3 separate regions of the Homo sapiens genome follow, and regions 2 and 3 are each linked to region 1. Evidence: chromatin loops called from intact Hi-C (ENCODE). Cell type or tissue: endothelial cell of umbilical vein. All regions are shown on one strand.

The links. Peaks named below come from ENCODE experiments on the same cell type or tissue, not always from the same donor. Only the 100,000 strongest peaks of a DNase experiment are listed, where the experiment ranks them.
Region 2: it touches region 1 in a loop (12-fold over the local background); 15 of 110 quality-filtered maps call a loop at or near these places.
Region 3: it touches region 1 in a loop (5-fold over the local background); 7 of 110 quality-filtered maps call a loop at or near these places.

Annotation. Positions count from the first base shown.
Region 1 is chr2:55,770,439-55,772,938 of GRCh38, reverse strand. It overlaps LOC107985811 (a long non-coding RNA gene), which reads right to left. Exons shown (of 3, transcript XR_001739192.2): 3 at 1-85. Among named protein-coding and RNA genes, the nearest start is that of PNPT1, 78 kb to the right of the region's middle. In endothelial cell of umbilical vein, a CTCF peak has its summit at 1,126; DNase peaks (open chromatin) are centred at 298 and 1,098; H3K27ac peaks cover 998 bases.
Region 2 is chr2:56,131,278-56,133,777 of GRCh38, reverse strand. The region is part of intron 5 of LOC105374690 (a long non-coding RNA gene); the gene reads right to left. Among named protein-coding and RNA genes, the nearest start is that of LINC01813, 42 kb to the right of the region's middle. In endothelial cell of umbilical vein, a CTCF peak has its summit at 1,398 (motif pointing right); a DNase peak (open chromatin) is centred at 1,427; H3K27ac peaks cover 253 bases.
Region 3 is chr2:55,922,308-55,924,807 of GRCh38, reverse strand. It overlaps EFEMP1 (EGF containing fibulin extracellular matrix protein 1), which reads left to right and starts at 1,026. Exons shown (of 12, transcript NM_001039348.3): 1 at 1,026-1,097; 2 at 1,869-1,909; 3 at 2,361-2,448. The coding sequence starts at 2,368. RefSeq lists an enhancer at 967-1,466. In endothelial cell of umbilical vein, no CTCF peak of the experiment used is centred here; DNase peaks (open chromatin) are centred at 957 and 2,147; H3K4me3 peaks cover 1,917 bases; H3K27ac peaks cover 2,025 bases.

The DNA.
Region 1 (2,500 bases):
AAAAAAAAAAAAAAGAAAGGACCTACCATGCACAGCCAAGGAACACCATCGATTTGCTTTGCCTCCTTCGCATTGTTACATAAACCTGGAAACAGGCATTGTCAGGAAAAAGGAAGTTAGCATATTCAAACTCTAATTCAGATTCCAACACTCATTAATCATAGAAATTTGAAAATTAGACACAGTGAGGACAAAGAGCACATTCTAAGTGAATACCAAAGGAACACTTACTATCTCCTTCCTCAATTCAATGCATTTTTGCTTTCTTTGGTGTATATGACAACTGTTTGCTCATGCTCACAACAAAAGCACTAACTGTGCATACAATCACTCAGTGTTTTGGTTTTATATTGCCTCTTCTGTGTATGATTTTTTTTCCTTAGCTAATTATTGTCTTCAGAACCGAACCACATTTCAGGAAACAGCAGATTTCCTCACACCATCTATAAGAGGGCGGGGCAACATAAGAGGCACTGGGTAAATACCATTTTTCATTAACACCTAGGATTTACTTTTTCGCATTCCTCCAAGGCACAGGAATGAGAAAAAGAAAATCAAGTGGGAGAATTCAATTCTACAAACAATTCCTGTAGCCCTAATAAGCGCACAGTATTGTGCTGTAGCCCTGTCCTACAGAGGTACATAAAAAGCTTTTCAGTCATTGTCATATAGGTCTTCAGAACACCCAGGTGAGATAAATAATTAGCAAATGAGGAGCTGCAATAAGTAGCATGCATAAGCCAGCGGAGAGAGAACTTGTCCTGTGTATTTGGGGACTTGTGGAAAACAGAGGCCTCCTATCTCCCAGACTTATATTCTATCCACTTTGGAAAAGCTTCTCCAATTCCAATTTGTACCCAAAAATCTATCCCAAGAGTAATTTATTTCTAATTATTCCTGACATTGGCACAATTAGAGGACCTCCGAAAAATCTTCTAAACATTTGCCTCTTGTATATAAAATCTCATTCAGAATAATGATTCTAAATGCAAGGAAATTTTGCTGATTACATCCCTACTTTATCTAAATTATTATTCAGTGCTCCAGTTTTCCATAAACTTTTCTTTAACCTCCTATAATTACTGTAGCTACAAAAAAGCCTTGGATTAGCTAACTTGTGCCATCTAAAGGTTATAGTAAGAACTTCTTTAGCCATGAAAAAAAAAATATTCGCAGCAGACTTTCTACAAAATGAATTTGAAAAAATTGTTTTGTGTAAGGTTTAAATATAAAACAGGTAACAACGGTTTGAGCATATGTTATTGATATTATTTCAAATTAAGATAAAGGAAAAAATCAAGAAACCTCTGGAAGTCTTAGCTTTATCAATCGTGGGATCTTAGGCAAATTATTTTAACCTCTCTGACCTCATTTCTCATTTATAAGACAAAAAGTCTGAACGTGATTTCAAAAGAAACCTGCTAATGTAATTTTTTAATTTTATGAAATGAAAAACTTAAATTTCTAAGTACGTGAAATTCAAAGAAATGGGTAGGTTAAAAGTGGGTTAGTGTATTAAGACAGAAGTGAAATAAGCTCAAAGATTTTACAGTCCTTTCTCTTCTTTTCAAATAAATATTGTAATTCACAGGATCCCGTGTGTGTGTGTGTGTGTGTGTGTGTGGTGTTGTATATAAACACTTTGACAGATACTGGCCAGCTGTTCATCAAACGATTGCCTCTTTTCTGGGAATATGGTGGTGTACATTTTCCAGGCTCCCTCACAATTAGACTCTGACAATGTGATTGAGTTCTCCCCAAAGGAATGTAATTAGAAACATGTATGCCACTTCCATGTCAAGCCCATAAAAACTTCACATGTATGACCGTCCATGCTCTTCCTCCTTCTGCTGCTTGATGTGGACATGTGTGACAACTTTGAGAGGAACTGGGTGTCCCAGTTATCACTTGGAGGAGATTCACCTCTCTACCAGAAAAACCCATATAGAATTGTATGTGAACAAGAAATAAACTTATTTTATGTGTTAGCCATTATATATCCGTGGCTTTGTTACATCAGTTAGCCTCTAATAAAACAAGTATTTTGAATTCAAATTGGCCAAGGACAGATTTATGCTCCTTCCTTCTGGGATCCCCTTAAAAAAATGCCAGATCTAAAATCATGTGAGACATATGACTTTCTAATTTTACTTGTGCTGTGAACTTAAATAAGAATGTGCAAATCTTGTCACCTCAAGAAAGGAAAAGAAGAAAGCACCAGGAGCCATTTTAAATAGGATGACACAATCCGAGCTACAAGGAAAGTAGAAACAGCCTCTAAGGTAGCCCTGAAGTGGCTCAGTGCCTAGTACAATGTCTTCTTGCACATAACTCATGTTCAAAAATATTTCTTGAATGAAACGAATGAATGAATGAATGGCTCACAAATCTAATTATTTCTGAAGTAGACTATGAAAAAAGGATCTATTATGTGTGCCATAGAATGGCTGGATTTTAATGCATTTAGGACAAGATTGTTATCAGCAATATCTGTCAGTGT
Region 2 (2,500 bases), 360 kb before region 1:
TATTATTTATTTATTGAGACAGTATCCCTCTGTCACCCAGGCTCACACTTTTAAACAACTGGATCTCATACGAACTCACTCATCACCAAGGGGATGGCACTAAGCAATTCATGAGGGATACACCCCCATGATTCAAACTCCTCCCACCAGGTCCCACCTCCAACACTGGGATTACATTTCAACCTGAGGTTTGGCAGGGACACAGATCCAAACCGTATCACTCCTTATTGGGTGTATTTGCAGTTGTGGAGTCAGAGCACTGTGGTTTTGAGAGCTCCCCATCCTTCACGCACACTCTTCCCTCTAAGTGCCCACTTTGCTCTGAATGCTAGAACCCAGGTCTATGCCTCACCAGTCCCATCTTTCTTCCCTGATATTACTGCCTTGGGAAGCCATGATCAATTCTCATAATGTTCTTCCCACTCATCACCCTCTCTTGGTTAGAATTAGATCTAAGCCAGGCCTGGTGGCTCACGCCTGTAATCCCAGCACTTTTGGAGGCCGAGGCAGGCGGATCACGAGGTCAGGAGATCGAGATCACCCTGGCTAACAAGGTGAAACCCCGTCTCTACTAAAAAATACAAAAAATTAGCTAGGTGTGGTGACATGCACCTATAGTCCCAGCTACTTGGGAGGCTGAGGCTGGAGAATCGCTTGAATCTGGGAGGCGGAGGTTGCAGTGAGCCGAGATCGCGCCACTGCACTCCAGCCTGGGCAACAGTGGGAGACTCCATCTCAAAAAAAAAAAAAAGAATTAGATCTAAAGCAGCAGTTCTGCTGGTTACTTTCTAAATAAGCAGGTAAACAGCAAATAATCAGAGAAAATCCTATTGTCCTGAAGGCGTCTGTGGGAACTTACAGTACAAATGAATAAACATCACTTCCCATGCAAAGGAGCAACGCTAATTATGAGGCTTTCTAACAATCTGTCAAGTCAGCCAGAGAGGTGTTCTGTTTGGCCCTGGATAACTTCTTGGTGACCTTTATATCATTATGTTTTGCCAAATGGCTACTTCATCTAAGTGAGGACCATCTTGGTGAGGAGAGGATATAAATGTCCGCATTACCTAACTGGAGAGAGTTGATGAATCCCTTCTCCTCTCTGAGCCCGTTTCTCATCTGTAACATGAGGGTGTTGAACTGGTTGGTCTCAAAGATCTCAGCCATTTGAAAGTTTTCGGATTTTAAGTATAAACAGAGGGTTTCTTTTGATATCTAGTGTCTGTGCTAGTGTTAAAACAAAGTAGTATATCAAAGAAGCATATTTGAGTTCAAATAAAATTTTTCTAGTCTTATGCAAAATGTAAACTTCCCATCTTTTTTCATGTTTTCTTTTACATCATCTTCATCACATTCTTTTTTGCAGTGGGAACGCCTATCAATTCTGTTTTTTAATCTATGTTCTATTTCCCCAGTAGATGGCACCCCATTACAACTTTCAATTACTTTCTGACTACAAATTCAGTGCAACCAGCCCAGAAAATCAATGCAGACTGAAGAGAATGTGGGAGTATTTGTTCATCAAAAACAGATAAATAAGCAAAAATTTACACTGGGCACCTAACATATGCATCTATTTTTTTAAAATTTAAACCTCTAATTTAAAATTTAAATTAAAATTTAGAAAAATCTAAATTAAATTTAAACATTTTTCTAGTTTAAATTTTAGAAAAATTGATGCATATTTTTGATGCATGCCTAATATAAAGTTTAGAAAATTTAAATTTAAATTAGGTTCTAAAATAAGGTATAAGAAAGTAATTAGAATGTTTTTATACAAACATGTCAGACTACCATGTGTTAGCCTGAGTGCTACCCCTCAAAATGACAAATGTTTGAGATTATGGATGATCAAGTTGATTCATTTACATTGCTATTTTTAAAAACATTTAGAAAACCATTTTCTGGAAAAAACTCCCAGGATCAATTTCTGGCTTATATGACAAAACCTGTCTCGATGCCTCCTTTCTGACAATTCCTCCTCTGTAGCATCCAATTCCTTGATAATCCTTACATTCAAGAAAATTTTTCCCTTCTTGGAAAGGCTATTTTCAAACATTCTATACTTAATGAAGTTTGGCCATCTACTTTTAAGTATTTTGGACAGAATACAACTCAGTGACTTATAACCATAGTTTCAGCCCACGTGTTCTGTCTCTGCTGGCTTCCTTTGCCACGATGAGTAGAACATGCCCCGTGTTACAGGTAAATTAATTCTGGTACACTGGTAAGCAAAGAAACCAGTAACTGAGATGGGAAAGGACCCTAGCATTGGGAATTATGAGCCCTAACAAATTTTAATTTACCTTCTGAGAAAAGTAAGAAGGTGAGCAAATATCTTGCCAGTCTCTCATGAAGAACTAGCCCCTGCTTCAAGCCTGGCAGTGAGTTAGGAACTCCAGTCCTACTTATACAGGGTCCAGGATTGGGCTTGCTGCCCTTAGCCCAGGTGCAGCATTCCTGGGAAAGAAGTACCCACCTGAGATCCTTGGAGCAAGAA
Region 3 (2,500 bases), 150 kb before region 1:
TATATGTGTGTACATATTTTATATATATATGTGTTTATATATATAATATATATTATATTTGTATACACACACACATATATGCCACATTTTCTTTATCCATTTATCCCTTGATGGACACTTAGGTTGATTCCATATCTTGGCAATTGTGAATAGTGCTGCAATAAACATGAAAGTACAGACGTCTCTTCAACACACTGATTTCAAATCTTCCCAGTAAATACCCAGAAATGAGATTGCTGGATCATATGATAATTCTACTTTCAGTTTTTTGAGAAACCTCCATACAATTTTCCATCATGTTTGTACTAATTTACATTCCACCAACAGCATACAAGCATTCCCTTTTCTCCATTCTTGCCAACACTTGTTATCATAAAGGGAGGTTTGAGAGACCATAAAACAAACCCCACCTCACAATTTTGTTAGTGCAAGTTCTATTTGGCCTATTCCCAACACTAAGCACACAGTAGGTGGCAAATATTTGTTGAATGGATGAATTCTCATTTTTCTCCATTTGTGGAAGCAGACACCTCCTCAAAAAAAAAAAAAAATCCGAAAGAAAAGGTAAAGGAAACAGTTCTATGAATGGGGGTTAATTTACTCTCCTAGCATTCACTTATTGGGAAAAAAAGTAACAGCAGTTTCTAGAACCCTCTGGTCTCTGAGGGAGATGCTGTGTTCCCCTCCTCAGAGAAGAAGAAAACGCACTAGAGAGTGGGAGCATCCCCAAGGCTGAAGCGCATCCAGGACATCACATGTCAACGTGTCCTCTCTGGCGTGGGGTCCCCGCGAGTCTGGGAAACGAGGAGCTGGCAAGGGAGGGCAAGCGGGGGCGGCAAAGAGGGCCCCTGGAGCAGGGGGCGCGGACCTCGCTGCGCTGCGCGCTCTACCGCCGGGCTCGCAACGCTGGGCTCAGCGCTCGCGCCTCCCTCAGCTCTCTCCTCCGCCCCCCTTCGCCCTCCCCCTTTCCCTCCCTTTCTCCTCCTCCTCCTGCCGCCGCGGCCGCTGCCGGACTTCGCCAGATCAGACCCACGGGGCTGCCCTCCCCTGCGCACTCCCCTCGCTGCCCGGGCCCGGAGCGCAGCGCGGCCGCACAGGTAGGAGCCCCCAACGGGGGGTCGCCCCGAGCGAGCCCAGTACTCACTGGGCCGCGCGCGGGAGAGTGAGGTGGGGTGAGCTGAGGGGTGTTGAGTACCCGAGAACTGCCCTGGACTGTGCAGGGTGTCTCGGGCAGAGAGGGAGGTGGAGGTGTGCAGCCTCGGAATGCGATCTGTCAGCAAGTGCGAGTACTCGGGTGACATCTGTTGGGATGGGCATGTGTGTGCGCGCCGACAACCAGCCGGCAGGGCTTTGCCCATAAACGTGGTTTTGAAAGTTTAGGGGACCAGTGTGCGAGATTTAAGCCGCACCTGGATTCCATAGGAGCTGGTTAGAAGCTGGGACGCTGAGCAGCTCCAGGGGACCGCCGCGTTAGCTTGCTGTTAAGAAAGGGGACCTCATCTCCCTGCCGGGCCAGGCCGCCCGCCCGAAACTGGTACCTTGGGCTGCGGTGCGATCCCTGGTTCCGGTCCTAGGCAGCCTGAAACCGAAGGTAGCGTGTCGGGGACCCAGACTGATAAGACAAAAGAGAATCAGTCGCTTTGGGCTGCCCCTCCACACAACCTGGGACTTTTAAACAAAGCTGTGCGCAGAGAAAGGCGTGGAAATGCCACTTTGAGAGTTTGTGCTGGGGGATGTGAGAAGCTCTGAGACATGTGAGAAGGTCTAGTATTCTACTAGAACTGGAAGATTGCTCTCCGAGTTTTGTTTTGTTATTTTGTTTAAAAAATAAAAAGCTTGAGGCCAAGGCAATTCATATTGGCTCACAGGTATTTTTGCTGTGCTGTGCAAGGAACTCTGCTAGCTCAAGGTGAGTATACTGGGAAAGCCTTAACGTTCTAGAGAACAGAGTTTTGCAGCCCCACCTCCATCCCCCGGGGTGTGGGACTGGGGGGCAGGAAATGCACCGTCCCCTTTGAAATGGATTACTGTTTTTTCCTTTCGACCCCCTCTTTCTGCAGCCTGCTTTGTAGGTGCAGTATAAAATGCACGCTGAATGTCTTTTGTATGTAAACAGCGTAGCAGGATGGAGTAACGTGAAATGCAATTCTACAGCAGTTTTTACGTCTTTGCTGCCTCGTTCGTTGGCTACCGAGAAGGTTCAGGAGGGGGAGGGGAGATGAGAAAGCAGATTGGAAGTTGAGTATGGTGGAGCCTCAGCCTCTCCCACCCTCCTTTCCTCGCTTGTGCTCACTGCTAAAGTTTTGTTACTTTCCCCGCAGCAGATACTAAACATTAGTTTGTCCTGTATTTTCTTTGAGATTCACAATGTTGAAAGCCCTTTTCCTAACTATGCTGACTCTGGCGCTGGTCAAGTCACAGGACACCGAAGAAACCATCACGTACACGGTAAGGGGTGATGGAATTTGAAATAAGTACGGTTCAGCGGGATTCTGTGACA